Linked DNA regions of Homo sapiens: region 2 is linked to region 1. A link is a loop called in an ENCODE intact Hi-C map of the cell type or tissue named here. Cell type or tissue: lower leg skin. All regions are shown on one strand. Each heading gives the region's core, and the rest is flanking DNA. Links, peaks and the distances in the headings are about the cores only.

Region 1 (7,595 bases), core at 2,073-4,572:
CGGCTTGGGGGTGGTTAATTTGCTAGGGTAGCTCACAGAACTCAGGGAAATCCTTTCTGTATGTTTAGCCTTTTATTATGAAGGATATTACAAAGGACACAGATGAAGACACTCATGGGGAAGGCATGTGGGGCAGGGCATGGAGCTTCCGTGGTCTCCCTGGACACCACGATCTCAGAGCCTGTACGTGTTCACTCTCTGGAAGCTCTTTGAGCCCTGTAGCTTGGGGATTTTTCTGGAGCCTTCATTACATAGGCACAATTGATTACCTCATTGGCCACTGGTGATTGATTCAAACTTCAGCTCCTCTCCCTTCCCCAGAGGTTGGGGGATGTGGCTGAAAGTCCTGACCCTTTAATCACAGGGCTGGTTCCCTGGCAACCAGCCCCTATCCTGAGGCCATGCAGGAGCCCACCAAGAGTCTCCTAAAATGATGCTCCTGGCCAGGCGCGGGGGCTCATGCCTGTCATCCCAGCCCTTCTGGAGGCCAAAGCAAGTGGATCGCTTGAGCCCAAGAATTTGAGATCAGCCTGGACAACATAAGGAGACCTCATCTCTACAAAAAATAAAAATGATTAGCCAGGCATGGTGGTGTGCAGCTGTAGTCCCAGCTACCTAGGAGACTGAGGTGGGAGGATCACTTGAGCCCAGGAAGCTGCAGTGAGCTGTGATCACACCACTACACTCCAGCCTGGGTGACAGAGCAAGATGCTGTCTTGAAAAAAAAAAGAAAAGATGCCCCCATAACCCAGGAAATTCCAAAGGATTTAGGAATTCTGTCAGCCATTCCAATCACTCAGGAGATTACAGATTTTAGGAGATCTATGTCAGGAATGGGGGCAGAGGCCAAAAACGTATTTTTTATTATATCACAATATCACAGGGGTCCTGGTACCCTGGCCTGGCCTTGGAGTGGCAGGGAGAACCTGGCTCCCAGCAGTGGTGGCCTGAAGCCTTCTTGCAGGTGGGCTGGGGGAGTTGCCGCAGTGACCTTCACAGACTGGCCTCCGACAGTCATAGCCAGTGGGCATCTCAGGGGAGGCCTGGGTGGGACACAACTCCCCATAGTCGGAGTGTGTCCCCCACTGCCTTGGCACATGAGCCCCTGGGGCATGAAGTGGGGGAGACCACTCAGTGGAGTGGAGGCTCAGAATAAAAGGCACTGCACTGATCATCAGATTTTAAAAGCAATAGCTCATGCCCATAATCCCAGTCCTCTGGGAGGCTGAGGTGAGAGGATCACTTGCACCCAGGAGTTGGAGAGCAGCCTGGGCAACATAGTAAGATCCTGTTGCTAACAACAAAAAAAAAATCTAAAAAAAAAAAAAAAAGATGATGAGCTGGGTGTGGTGGTGTGCACCTATAGTGTCAACTACTTGGGAGGCTGAGGTGGAAGATACATTTAAAAAAATGTTATGTTGGCCAGGCATGGTGGCTCACACCTGTAATCCCAGCACTTTGGGAGGCCAAGGTGGGTGCATCACCTGAGGTCAGGAGTTCAAGACTAGCCTGGCCAATGTGGTGAAACCCCAAAAATACAAAAATTACCTGGGTGTGGTGGCACGCACCTGTAATCCCAGCTATTCAGGAGGCTGAGGCAGGAGAATCGCTTGAACCCAGGAGGCGGAGTTTGCAGTGAGTCGAGACCACACCATTGTACTCCAGCCTAGGCAATAAGAGCGAAACTCCATCTCAAAAGAAAAAAAAAAAGTTATGTTGATTTTGCCACAATACAATAAAATCTTGGGGAAGACAGAGCTCTCCTCCTGGCCCACTGGGACTTGAGAGCTGGCTGTCAGAGCTGGAGGGCAGGCAGGTAGCCCCATGGCCTCTGCTGCTGGAGGGGGCCTGGTAATTCTAGCAAGGAATAGCTGTCCCCGTGGAGGTGATGGTAGAGAAAGGTGCTGGCCACAGTTTTCTTTCCCTACAATTTATAACACAGGAGGGAGTGGGAGCCAGGAGACCCTGTGTGGGGACAGTGCCATCCTGGGTGGAGGCCCACCCCCACATGTGGCTTGATGAGCCGCCCCCACCTCATCACATGAGGAGAAAGGAGAACTTCCCTTTGGGGAAATGGACCCCCGTTTTAGAATCCTAGTCCTGAAGAGGCCTACGCCATGGCTTTGAGCTGGGCTCCTGACCTGGCGGGTGGTGACAGTTTCCTTGGGGTGCAGGAGAAGGGCAAGCTGTGGCTGGCCAGCTGAAAAGTGCTGGCTGGAAGAGGGACCGTGTTTACATTTTTAAAATCTGGGCCAAGAAAATCTGTCTGGGAATGGAGTTCCTGGACCAAGTCGATTGGATCCTGATTTTATGGATGAAGACAGTGGTTTGGGCTGTGAAGTCTGGTCACTACAGGTGATTTTAGCCAGAGTCTGTCTCTGGCCATGAGATCATGGCTCTTAGAGCATTTCATTCTGATGTCCTCAGTTCATCCCAGGCCTGCACTCTGTTCCCTGCTGCTGGCAGAAAGTGCTCCTTGAATCTAGCCTACGGATCATGTGGCAGAAACACACCAGGACGCATGCGCGTGGGATGCTCATGGCAGCTACCTGTGTTTGTGCGCCTGAAAAAGAGGTCATAGGAGTGACGTCCAGGTCCATGTAGTGACTGCAGGAGCATGAAACCTGGGCTCATGGGAACCATTTCTTTTTTTCTGAATTGTGATTCTAGAAGTGAATAATTTCCAATTCGAGCTCTTCTGCTTGGCCCCATCAAAGACACACAGACGAACACTCAGCCCCTGAAGGGACACACACGCCACCCTGGGGGTTCAGCTGAAGGCTTAGGTGGAGGCGGCATCCAGGCCTCACAGGGTCCAGGCCCTGAGCCCGCTGGAGTGCCTTGGCTCTCCCCACCCACCCTCACCTGCATGGGGCACATCCTGGTCTGAGCTAGCGGGCTAAATGCAGATGATAGAGAAACTAAGATGAGAACGAGAAAGTGTCACATTTGGAGTGCCTGTCACCTAATCCGAACCAGAGACAAGACAGCCACGCCTGCTGGGACCCTTCCCCTAAGGGAGTGGGTTTCAATTCCACCAGTCTCCTGGCCAAGGGCCCACTGAAGACTTTGACAATAGCAAAACCAACCTTTGCTGCCTCCTCCCTGAGGCCTGGAGCCTCCCTGAGGGTTCTGCGAAGAGGCTGCTCTGTCCCGGGCCACTCCGTGAATCATGGGCACAGGAGACAGGGCGGCGGTGGCCGCAGCTCCTTCAGAAGCTCCCAAATGCCAAGAGGTCCTTCTGAATGTCCTCCCCTTTCCCATGGGGAGAAGGCCAGCCCGTCCCTTCCCCAATTCCTCCCTTCGAACAGGTTGGGCCCCCACAGTTTCCCCACCATCTGGACGTAGGCCTAGGGCCTCTCAGCGAGTGAGGGCAGGGGCTGAGTCAACAGGATCAGGCACTGGAGTGAAAATTCCTTTTTTGGAAGCCAGGCAGTCACTGCCCAGGCCGGTGGAATCCTTGGGAAGTGACGCAAGCCCAGAGTCAGTGAGAGGCAGGAGTGAGCGCCCCTCGGCCAGGCCGGCCACACGCCTGGCTACAGCCCTCCTCCTCACCTCCTCTCCTGCTGGCCCGAGGTGGGCAGGGCGGTCAGGAGCTCCTTATATAGGAAATGTTTTGAAGTCACAGCAGACGGCCTGTGCCTGAACACTCTTTGTAACCCTCGCTCTACCAGCAGCGCAGCTCATTCTGGAAGGCAAGAAGGGATAATACTGAAAGTGCCTGTTTTTTTCGCAGTGTGAAAGAAGAGCCTGTGCTTTGAGGAACGCCACCTCCTTTCCTTTTGTCTGTCCTGCTGTGGGGCCTGGCCCAGCTTCTCCAAGAACTGGCTCAGACACAGTGAGAGCCCAGGACTCAGCGCCGGTCACGGGGCCTCTCAAAGGGGACTGCAAACTGTCTGTGAAGGGAGGACCATCCCTGCCGGGAACGGCTGAGCAGCAGCTGGGAGCCCCGGGAAGGGGGTAGGGGAGGGGAGAGTTTTTCTTCCTCTAGGGTTCCGGGACACACTGTGGTGTCTTTCTGTGGCCAGAGTTGGTGGCTAGGGAAGGAAAAGGCCTCCAAGGCATCATTTCTTAATCAGGAAATATTTTTCTTCTAGCATCTGTTCCCCCTGATTCTAGGAACAGCACCCTATTTCTCTTTGGGGTGGCTCCAGGACTCAGTGTGTGGCCCAGCCTGGCAGAGCCACCAGCTGCTGTGTCTGCAGCATGAGGTGTAACCCAGGACATCCAATGGGGGGACAAGGTGTAGCCCAGAGCTTCCTGCTGCAGGGCCTGAGGTCTGCACTTGCTTCCACTTGAGGGGGTCCCCCCTCCCTGCAGGGAATCAGATCCAAGAGAGTGGGAGACAGATTCTTACAATGTTGTCTGATTGCCTTCGTCCAGCTGTGCCTGCAGCTAGAGATCCCAGCCACGGACAGGAGGTTCCTCGCAGCTGAGCCAGCATGAGGCACAGCTCCACCTTGGCAACGCGGTGCCCCACCTGGCTGCAGGCAGAATCTGCAGCTGAGGGTGCAGCAGTTGTTTTTTGGTTTTTAAGAAAAAGGCTGGGCCGGGTGTGGTGGCTCACGTCTGTAATCTCAGAACTTTGGGAGGCCCAGGTAGGAGGATTGCTTGAGTCTAGGAGTTTGAGACCAGTCTGAGCAACATAGCAAGACCCCATCTCTACAAAAATAAAAAAAACTAGGGGTGGTGGTGTGCACTTGTAATCTCAGCTACTCAGGAGGCTGAGGTGGGAGGATGGCTTGAGCCCAGGGAGGTCGAGGCAGCAGTGAGCCGAGATCAGGCCGCTGTACTCCAGCTTGGGTGACAGAGCTAGACCCTGTCTCAAAAAAAAAAAAAAAAAAAAAAGAAGAAAAAGAAAAAAGAGGCTGAAAAAGTAAAGTCCTTTCACTTTCACAAGTGAAAAAGTAAAAAAGTCCTTGAAGACCTCCACAATTTGAGTCCTTCAGTGTGAGGGCCCCTTTGAGCCTGTTAAAAATCCATGTTTGAAAAAAACATACAATAACATTTTGCAGCTTGTTATTTTTGTGGCACTAATAAAGACTTATGAGAGATTATATCTGTTAGCAGAATATTCCTGGATGAGTTTTGCTTCTATATAAAGTTTTTTTTTTTTTTTGCTGTTCTGATAGTTTTGTTTTGTTTTGTTTGCTTTTTGCTCTTCTGAGAGATAAAGGAGACACAGGAAGTGTCACACATCTTGAAGGTCATTCTTGCGATGGGTTTATTGCAGGAGATGATGGACCAAATGGCTCTGACACATGCACACGCTCCTGGGCACGCCTGCTGCGTGCTCGCTTCCCATGACCCCCAGGGCCCTCTATGCCTCCCCCCCAGGGCACCCTGCCCACTGCCCCCACTTCATGTACCACCAAGCCCTTTCCTTTTCTGGGCACCACTCCTGAGCAGCGTGACCAGCGGCCTCCAAGTGCATGTGGCTCAGAACATAAAAGCATCTTCAACATTCGTCATTGAGCCAAACGAAACACAGTGTTTGGCTCAAGAGCCGGCGACAGCCTGCATCCCTATCCACACGTGAACCTGCCCTTGGCTTGTGACCGGAGGGATGGCCGCTCTTCCTTGTCATCCAGCACCCGGAGCATGTATGTGCCCAGATAGATGAGAAACTGTCCCGTCACCTGGGCGGAGTAGGACAGGAACCGCAGCAGACTCCTGTGGCAGAGGCAGATGGGGAGGCTTTAGCTTGGGATTTTGGGCCAGTGAGAAACAGACAGGATGGGAATACTTCACTCCCCCCACCAAAAGGCACTCGGAGGAGGCCAGGCTGACATTTAGAGCATGGCTGTCTGACTCTCAGAGTGCACGTGTCCCAGGGCTGGCACAGATGCAGCTGCCGTGGCAGTGGGTCTGGCCAGGAGCAGGTCTCTGTGAGCTCCCTGAGGACCCCCTTGCTGCTGGCCCAAGACCACCGCAAGAAGCACGGCTCCCATGAGCCACCTGAAGTGCGGCCTGCTTGTTGAGTGGCTGGCAAGCTCTGTGTGGAGCAGATGGCCGCACCCGCACAGGTGTGCTGTGTCCTGGGCTTCGGCTGCTGGGCTGTTCTAGGGGCCCTGCTACTGAAATCCCTTCCCTTCCTAAGGTAGTAGCAGGACATTCAGCAGTGACTGAGCCCATGGGGATGCGATAGCCAAGCCTGGGCAGCTGTCTCATCAGGAGGGCCCACTGCCCCCAGCACCCACAACAGGGTCCCTAGCAGGCGGTGCCTCCAGTGTGGGGGCTGTCGTGAGTTCCATGGCTGCTTGTGGTGTCATCGGATTTATCAGAGAATACAAATTAGTAACAAGAAGGCTGAACTTGTCTTTCAAGAAAGACTTTGTGGCCAGGTGTGGTGGCTCATGCCTATAATCCCAGCACTTTCAGAGGCTGAGGTGGGAGGATCGCTTGAGTCCAAGAGTTGGAAGCTGCAGTGAACTATGATTGTGCTACTGCACTCCAGCCTGGGGGACAGTGTGAGACCCTCTTTCTTAAAAAAAAAGAAAAAGGGCCTGGAATGTGGTTCATGCCTGTAATCCCAGCACTTTTGGAGACCGAGGTGGGTGGATCACCTGAGGCCAGTAGATTGAGACCAGCCTGGCCAACATGGTGAAACCCCGTCTCTATTAAAAATACAAAAGTTAGCTGGGTGTGGTGGTGCATGCCTGTAATCTCAGCTACTTGGGAGGCTGAGCCACGGGAATGGCTTGAACTTGAAAGGAGGAGGTTGCAGTGAGCTGAGATCGTGCCCCTGCCCTCCAGCCTGGGCAGCAGAGTGAGATTCCGTCTCAAAAAAGAAAAAAAATAAGAAAAGAAAAAGAAAAAAGATTTCACTGAGGTGGAATTTTGGGTGAGGTTAGCTTTCTTCATCTTACCTTTTTCAGTTGTTGTAACTCTCTTGCCTAACTTTTAAAATCCAAGTGTAAAGCTATTTTCTCCTAACCCGGCAAAAAGGAAAAGACAAAAAAAAGGAAGCTCTCCTGGGAGTCAAGACTCCAACACTATGACAGTGACTGTAGTTTAGAGTCAGCCACTGATGGCTCTGAATGGGAAACTGAGGCCACAGAGAAGCCACACACCCTGGCCCACCTCAGGTGAGGCCAGGAGACCTCTGAGAGGAGGGCATTTCCCCTTTGCTGTGCTCAGCACAAATCAGAGCAGTTGTCAAGGCCACGGGGGACGGAAACAACACCCTCAAAGAGAAACGGGCGGCCCTGCCCACAGGGACGTGCAGGGGGCACTGGAATGGCAGCAGCTGCAAAACTTTTCGACTTGAAGACCTTTCTACTGCAATCAGCCACTCTCCCATCCACTCCCTCCACAGAGGTTAGTTCTTTAAGGATCAACGGTAAATTTACTGGAGTAGAAGTAGGTGTAGTTAGAGCCCTGGCAATCATAAAGAGCTTGGAAGCAACCTTTTCATTTTATTTATTTTTTGTTTGTTTATTTATTTATTTTTGAGACACAGTCTTGCTCTGTCACCCAGTCTGGAGTGCAGTGGTGTGGTTATGGCTCACAGTGGCGGATCTCAGCTCACTGCAACCTCCGCCTCCTGGGGTTAAACAATTCTCCTGCCTCAGCCTCCTGAGTGGCTGGGATTA
Region 2 (7,595 bases), core at 1,832-4,331, 920 kb before region 1:
TTCATCCTCATGCAATGCCTGATGAGATGAATTTAAAGAAGCAGTAGGTGTCATCTCCACTAAAAATACAAAAATTAGCCAGGCATGGTGGCTTTTGCCTGTGGTCCCAGCTACTTCAGAGGCTGAGGCAGGAGAATCACTTGAACCTGGGAGGAAGAGGCTGCAGTGAGCCAAGATTGCACTACTGCACTCCAGCCTGGGCGATAGAGTGAGATTCTGTAAAAAAAAAAAAAAAAAAAGAATTACTCTGGATGCTAAGTAAAGAACAGACTTGAGGGCAGGACATAAAAGATGAAGAAGAGTGTCCAAGTACACCCAAACCTGTGCCTCCTGAGAAGCAATGTGAGAGGTTTGACACTTTTTGGAGAAATTGACATCACTGAAGTAATGAAGTAATCCAGCTACTCACTAAAAAAAAAAACCAGCAAATAACAACAACAAGCCCCAGAGAGAGATGACCAGTATCCAGAGTTGCTGCAGTATTTTATCTAAAATGTACAATTTTAACAAAACTCTAAAACATCCAATTTTAACAAAAAGTTAGGAAGCATGCAAGGAAAAGGAAAGCATGACTCAGAGACCAAAAAAAAAGCAGGCAACAGAAATTGTCTTTTAAAAAACTAAAAGAAGCCTGGCACAATGGCTCACACTTGTAATCTCAACATGTTGGGTGGCTGAGGTGGGAGGAGGTCAGGAATTGAAGATCATCCTGGACAACATAGTGTGATCCTGTCCCTACAAAAATGAAAATATCAGCTGGGCACAGTGGTGCACACCTATAGTCCCAGCTAATCTGGAATCTGAGGTGGGAGTATCACTTGAGTATCACAGGAGTTCAAGGCTGCAATGAGCTATGATCATAACACCGCACTCCATCTGGAAGACAGAGAGAGACTCTATCTCAATAAAGAAAAAAAAAGCAAAAAACTAACAGAACCCATGCTGAAATAAGTAAAGTATGATGCCATTTTTATATCAAATAGAGAATATCAATAAAGAGATAGAAAATTTTTTGTAAAAAAAAGGAACCAAATGGAAATTCTGGAGTCAAAAAGCACAATAACTGAAATTAAAAATTCACTGGAGAGGCTAACCTGGAAGAAGAAAGAATTAGCAGACTTGAAGATAGATTGATAGAGCTTATATACTCTCAAAAACAAAGAGAAAAAATAATTAATAATGAGTAATTATTAAAAATAACACTTCAGAGAAACATGGGAGACCATTAAGCATAACCACAAATGTATAATGGGGTATCAGAAGAAGAGGAAAGAAAGAAGCAGAAATCATATTTAAAGAAGTATTAGCTGAAAACTCCTAAATTAGCTGAAAAACACTAACCCAGACATTGAGGAAGATCAGCAAACTCCAAGTTAGACAAGCTCAAAGAGATCCACAAACAGACATTTTGTAGTAGAAATGCTGAAAATCAAAGACAAGAAGAAAATCTTGAACGCAGCATGAGGAAAGCAACTCAACACTTACAAGGGAGCCCCAATAAGATTAATGGATGACTTATCACAGAAACGATGGAAGCCAGAAGACAATGGAAAACATATTCAAAGTGCTCAGGATGCAAGTGGGGGCGGGGGGGGGGACTGTCAGCCTAAAATCCCATATCCAGCAAAACTATCTTTCAAAACTGAAGGTAAATAAATAAATAAATAAAAATAAAAATGTTGAAAACCTGAAGGTAAACTAAAGACATTGTCAGAGAAATAAAATCTGAAATAATCATTGCTAGCCAACCCACTTTACAAGAAATAATAAAGGAAGTTTTGCAGGCTAAAATCAAGTAACTCTCAGCACTAATTTAAATCCACAATGTGGTTGAACCTTGGAAACATTATAGTACGTGAAAAAAGCCTGTCACAAAAGGTCACATGTTGTATAATGCCATTTGCATGAGACATCCAGAGCATGTAAATCCACAGAGGCAGAAAGCACCTGATGGTTGCCAGGCCCTGGGGGAGAGGGAGAGATGGAGAGTAATGGCTTAGCAGGCACAGGGCTTTCTTCTGGAATGAGGAAAATGTTATGGAACTAGATAAAAGTGGTGGTTGCACAACATTGTGAGTGCACTAAAAGCCACTAAATTGTTCACTTTAAAATTGTTCGTTATGTGAATTTCACCTCAGTAAAAAAAATCAAATCAAATTTATTTTTAAAAATGTAGAGGCCGGGTGGGGTGGCTCATGCCTGTAATCCCAGCACTTTGGGAGGCCAAGGCAGGCCGATCACTTGAGGTCAGGAGTTCAAGACCAGCCTGGCCAACATGGTGAAACCCTGTCTCTAAAAATACAAAAATTAGTCAGATGTGGTGGCGCATGCTTGTAATCCCAGCTATTCAGGAGGCTGAGGCAGGAGAATCTCTTGAACCCAGGAGGCGGAGGTTGCAGTGAGCCAAGATCGCACTATTACACTTCAGCCTGGGCAACAGAATGAGACTCTATCTCAGAAAAAAAAAAATAGAGAGAACAACAGAGATGAACATGATGAAAAATAACATGGAGGGGAAGAAAAGGAGATCTACCTAGAGAGTATAGGTTTTCTAAGAATAATCAAGAAGGAATAAAACACGAGATCCAATAAGAAAAAAATGTTCTAACTACAACTTTCCGAAGCTGAAACAGGAGCTGGTTCACAGGTGACAAGCACCTACCACATTCCGGGTAAAATTAATGGGAAAGACCCACATTTAGACTGTTTCTGACACCATTTTTACCTTTAAGAATAAAGAGAAAAATTCTACAAGGATGCAGTAAAAAAAACACAGGTTACCTACAATGGAGTAAGAATCAAGGTGGCTTCAGACTTCTTCATAGCATTGTTTCAGGAGAAGTGTCACAGGTAAGTACAGGGATTTGAAAGGCACAATTCTTTATCCAGCTTAGTAGTCATTCATATATAGCACAAGGGCTCAGGAAATATATTTCTCAAATATCCTTCTTGAATTATTTGAATATATAGCATGTACATTGTATATATGAATCATGAATTTGTACTATAACTGAAAGTCAAAAACTCAAGAATGTGAAGTTTACAGTAGTGGGTATTGTTAATAAAACTCAAAAGCAATTTAAAATGTAGAGTCTGAAAGAGTAGTTTGCACCTCAAGGTTTAACAATCTCTTTGGGGTGCAAAGAAAAGCTCAGATTAGTAATGTTTACTGATTTTTGAGGGGCAATCCCTCCCACTATGTATGGTTTCCACTTACCAATGTGATTTGACAAAAAAAAAAAAGGTAAATTAATTCTCATCTCAAACCATATAACAAAAATTAATTATATAAATTAACATATCAAATGTAAGAAACATCAAAACCTACTACAAAGCTATAGTAATCCAAATAGTGTGGGACTGGCATAAAGACAGACAAATAGACCTATGGAATAGAATAGAGATCCCTGAAATAAACTGTCACATATATTGTCAAGTGATTTCAACAAGAGTGCCAAGACCATTCCATGCAGAAAGGACAGTTCTTTTCAACAAATGTTGTTGGTAAAACCAGAAATTCACATACAAAACAATGAAGTGTGACCCTTACCTAACACCAAATACAATAATTGACTCACAATGGATCAAAGATCTAAATGTAAGAGCTAAAGCTATAAAACTCTTAGAAGAAAATGAGAAAACTTCATGAGATTGGATTTGGCAATGGTTTCTTAGCTATAACATCAAAAGCACAGGCAACGAAAGAAAAAAATAGACAAATTAGACTACATCAAAAATAAAAATTTCTGTGCATGAAAGGACACAAACAACAGAGTGGAAAGGCAACCAATGGAATCAGGGAAAATATGTACAAATTATCTATTTGATAAGGGATTGGTATTCAGAACATATAAAGAATTCCTACAACTGAACAACAACAACAAAACGACAATTACAACAACCCAATTAAACAATAGATAAAGGACTTGAATAGACATTTCTCCAAAGAAGTTATACTAATGACCAACAAGCACATGAAAAGATGCTCAAAGTCACTAATCATTAGGAAAATGCAAATCAAAACAACGAGATACCACTTCCCGCTTATTAGTATGGCTACTATTTAAAAAAAGAAAATAACAAGTGTTACTGAGGATGTGGAGAATTTGGAACCCTTGTGCATTGTTGGAAATTTAAAATCATATAGGCCCTGTAGAAAACAGTATGATTTTCCTCAAAATGTTAAACATAAAATCACCATGTGATCCAGCAATTCCATGTCTGGGTATATACTCAGAACTGAAAGCAGAGTCTTGAAGAGCTTTTGCACACTCATGTTCATAGCAGCACTATTCACAATAGCCAAGAGGCGGAAGCAGCCCAAGTGTCCATCAGTGGATTGATGGATAAATGAAATATTGTATGAATATACCAGAGAATATGATTCAGCCTTAAAAAGGAAGTGATTCTGCTGCAATATGGATGAAATGTGAAGATATTCTGCTAAGTCTAATAAGCCAATCACAAAAAGACAAATATTGTATGATCCTACTTATATGATGTTATCTATAAAAGTAGTCAAATTCACAGAGACAAAAAGTGGAATGGTGATTGCCAGGGGCTGGGTGAGGATAAAAGGGAGTATTTGTGTTTAACGGATACAGAGTTTCAGTTTTGCAGGATGGAAAGAGTTCTGGGGATGAAGGGCTGTGATGTGAATGTGTAATACTTAATGCCACCAACCACACACTTAAAAATAGCTAAAGAGGTAAATTTTATGTTACATGTATTTACCACAATTAAAAATTAGTTTAAATGTAAGAAAAAACACAAAAATAAAAAGCATTAATATTAATCCTTAAAAAAAGAGCACCCCCACTCAAACCCTGAAGAACTCAAGCTTCAGAGGAGGACCCGGCAAAAAGGCCAAGGAAGGTTCGGGGGAAGGGTAGGAAAGGCGGGCAGCGTGGAGCCCCAAAGACCAACGGAGGTGAAGTAAACAAACAGCCTGATTCTCTGTACACGTAGGAGCCGTGTGTCTCCCATGTCTGCTTATCTTTTTCCTCTTATCTCTTTTTAAAAATGTCTATGTACTTCTTGGCCGGGTGCGGTGGCTCGCGCCTGTAATCCCAGCACTTTGGGAGGCCGAGGCGGGCAGATCACGAGGTCAGGAGATAGAGACCATCCTGGCTAACACGGTGAAACCCCGTCTCTACTAAAAATACAAACAAATTAGCCGGGCGTGGTGGCGGGCGCCTGTAGTCCCAGCTACTTGGGAGGCTGAGGCAGGAGAATGGCGTGAACCCGGGAGGCGGAGCTTGCAGTGAGCCGAGATCTCGCCACTGCACTCCAGCCTGGGCGACAGAGCGAGACACCAGAAAAAAAAAAAAAAAACAACTGTGTACTTCTCTTTCCCTTTCTCTGTCAGTTTCCTTCTTCCTCTCCTCATTTTTCAGTTTCCTTTACTAATTACTTCCCATGATGCCTTTCTCCTTTCATTAGACATCATAAACAACTGAAGATGTTCCTTTACCTGCTATTGTGAGGTATTTATGTTCATCTTATTGATTAAAAGCAAATAAATGAATAGATTTTTTTCTTTAATATTGAAGAGATGTGGATAAATACACCCAAATAAGTGTATTTTTGGCTCTGGTTTCAGTTTTTTTCTGTTAATAAATGGCTTGCAGTTAGAGAAAAACAGATTTCCCACCTCACTGCAGGGATACAGTCACTGTCCAACAAAAATGACGTATTCCTTTATCCAAGATGTTTCCCTTTTTAAAACATATACCTTCAGTTTTTATTTAAATTGTTTTAGACATAGCAAGAAAAAAAAAGAAAGAAAAAACCCACTGAGGATAAGACGATAAACACCTCTACATACTAGCACGTTGCCATATTTGTTTCAGAGCGTTTTCTTTTTGTGTGCGTGTGTGACAGGGTCTCACCCTGTCACCCAGGCTGGAGTGCAGTGGCATGGTCTTGGCTCACGGCAGCCTCAGCCTCCCTGGTTTGAGCAATCCTCCCACCTCAGCCTCCCGAGGAGCTGGGACTACAGGTACACACCACCATGCCTGGCTAAATTTTTTGTATTTTTTGTAGAGACAGGGTTTCACCATGTTAGCCAGGCTGGTCTCAATTTCCTGTGCTCAGATGATCCACCCACCTCAGCCTCCCAAGGTGTTGGGATAATAGGCATGAGCCACCGCACCCGGCCAGGGCTTTTTCTTAAGAAATTAAACTCTGCAGCCCTCCTTTGACCCCTCCCTTATTCTACTCCCCTTCCTTCCTAGAGATCATTCTTACCCTGAAGGTAGCTTTGAGAGCCATGAATATTCTAAAATTTTACAAATAAATTCGTAATAATTTAGCCTATTAGTTAATTTTTGAAACTAATAAATTAGCCCATTACTGTTTCTTAGATGCTGGCAGAAGACATGAGACTCCTGGGTCAGAAACAAAGGAAAATTTGTTCCATAGCAACAGCAGCATCAGCATTTTTGCACCAATAACCTGAGCCCCAGTTCCCACAGGGCAATGCAAAGAGAGTCAGATGACACCTACACACACAGTGGGTTATAAGAAAGGAGCCCTGAGTTCTGGGACCTGAGCCTTTTATCCTTGGCAGTGGCCATGTCTGACCCTTGCCCCATTAGGAATCACTGTCTCCATCTTCCAGGGTTATACGAACATCCTTCAAGGGATGGTTCAGAACCAAGGACACTGGTAACTGACTGGCAGGACATGCTGACAAGGGAAAGCTGTCTTCCAACATTAGTTGTTCCTTTCTACCCATGTTTTTATACTTACGCTGCATATGACATATTCCTAAACCATATGTATTGTTTTGTGGGTTTTTAAACTTTATATAAACGTCATCATAGTGTATGTATGACTTTTTCACTCATTACATTATCCAAATTCATTCAAGTTGACACATGTGGCTTAAGTTCATTGATTTAAACTGGCAATAGTATTTTACCATGTGAATATTTCACAATGCATTTACCATTTATCCTGTTGATGACATTTAGGTGTTACAATTTTTGGTCTTTTACGTTACTGCAATGAACATCCTTGTACCTGTCTCTTTGTACACAGGTGTGAGAGTTTTTCTTAGTGTCTGCATTAGAATGGGATTTCTGTGTCTTAGGGTATTTTCATCTTGAATTTTTGTTGCATTTTTAAAGCATAACTTTGATGAAATTAAATTTGTAGTGGCCATTTGTGTGCAGTATGCAAACCTTTCCTACCAGCCACCCCATCTCCATGTTGGACCATCTTCCCTTGTGCTTCCTGCTAGAGATCTTTTCCTCCTACCCCATTCAACAGGGGACAACTTGTAAGTAGGCTGGGCCACTGAGATGTTCTGCAGGGCTTAAGAGAGTGGTTTAAAGAAGTGGGAATTACCGGAAGTCAAATTCACCCAAAGGGATGCCCAAGCTGGAGTCGGTATGCTATGTGCCCTCCCTCCAGAGAACACATAGCGCCTGCTTGGGTTCCAGCCCTTGTTCTTACCCTGCCATTGAGCACATGTGCCTACAAGCACCCTTCCTTCCTGGGAGACCTGGAGTCAGATCCTGTTGTTCATGCAGAAGTACTCTGATGGATTGTGGGGAAAAGCAGAAGAGGGCAGGAAGAAAGCAGAATGA

The links. Peaks named below come from ENCODE experiments on the same cell type or tissue, not always from the same donor. Only the 100,000 strongest peaks of a DNase experiment are listed, where the experiment ranks them.
Region 2: a loop joins it to region 1, with 18 times the contacts of the local background. A loop is called at or near these places in 1 of 110 quality-filtered maps.

Annotation. Positions count from the first base shown.
Region 1 is chr18:12,275,201-12,282,795 of GRCh38, reverse strand. CIDEA (cell death inducing DFFA like effector a) reads right to left here. Exons shown (of 5, transcript NM_001279.4): 5 at 5,201-5,673. The coding sequence ends at 5,526. Among named protein-coding and RNA genes, the nearest start is that of CIDEA, 25 kb to the right of the region's middle. RefSeq lists enhancers at 1,145-5,099, 5,901-6,524. In lower leg skin, for the core only: no CTCF peak of the experiment used is centred there; DNase peaks (open chromatin) are centred at 3,435 and 3,856.
Region 2 is chr18:13,193,282-13,200,876 of GRCh38, reverse strand. No RefSeq gene overlaps it. Among named protein-coding and RNA genes, the nearest start is that of LDLRAD4, 22 kb to the left of the region's middle. In lower leg skin, for the core only: no CTCF peak of the experiment used is centred there; no DNase peak of the experiment used is centred there.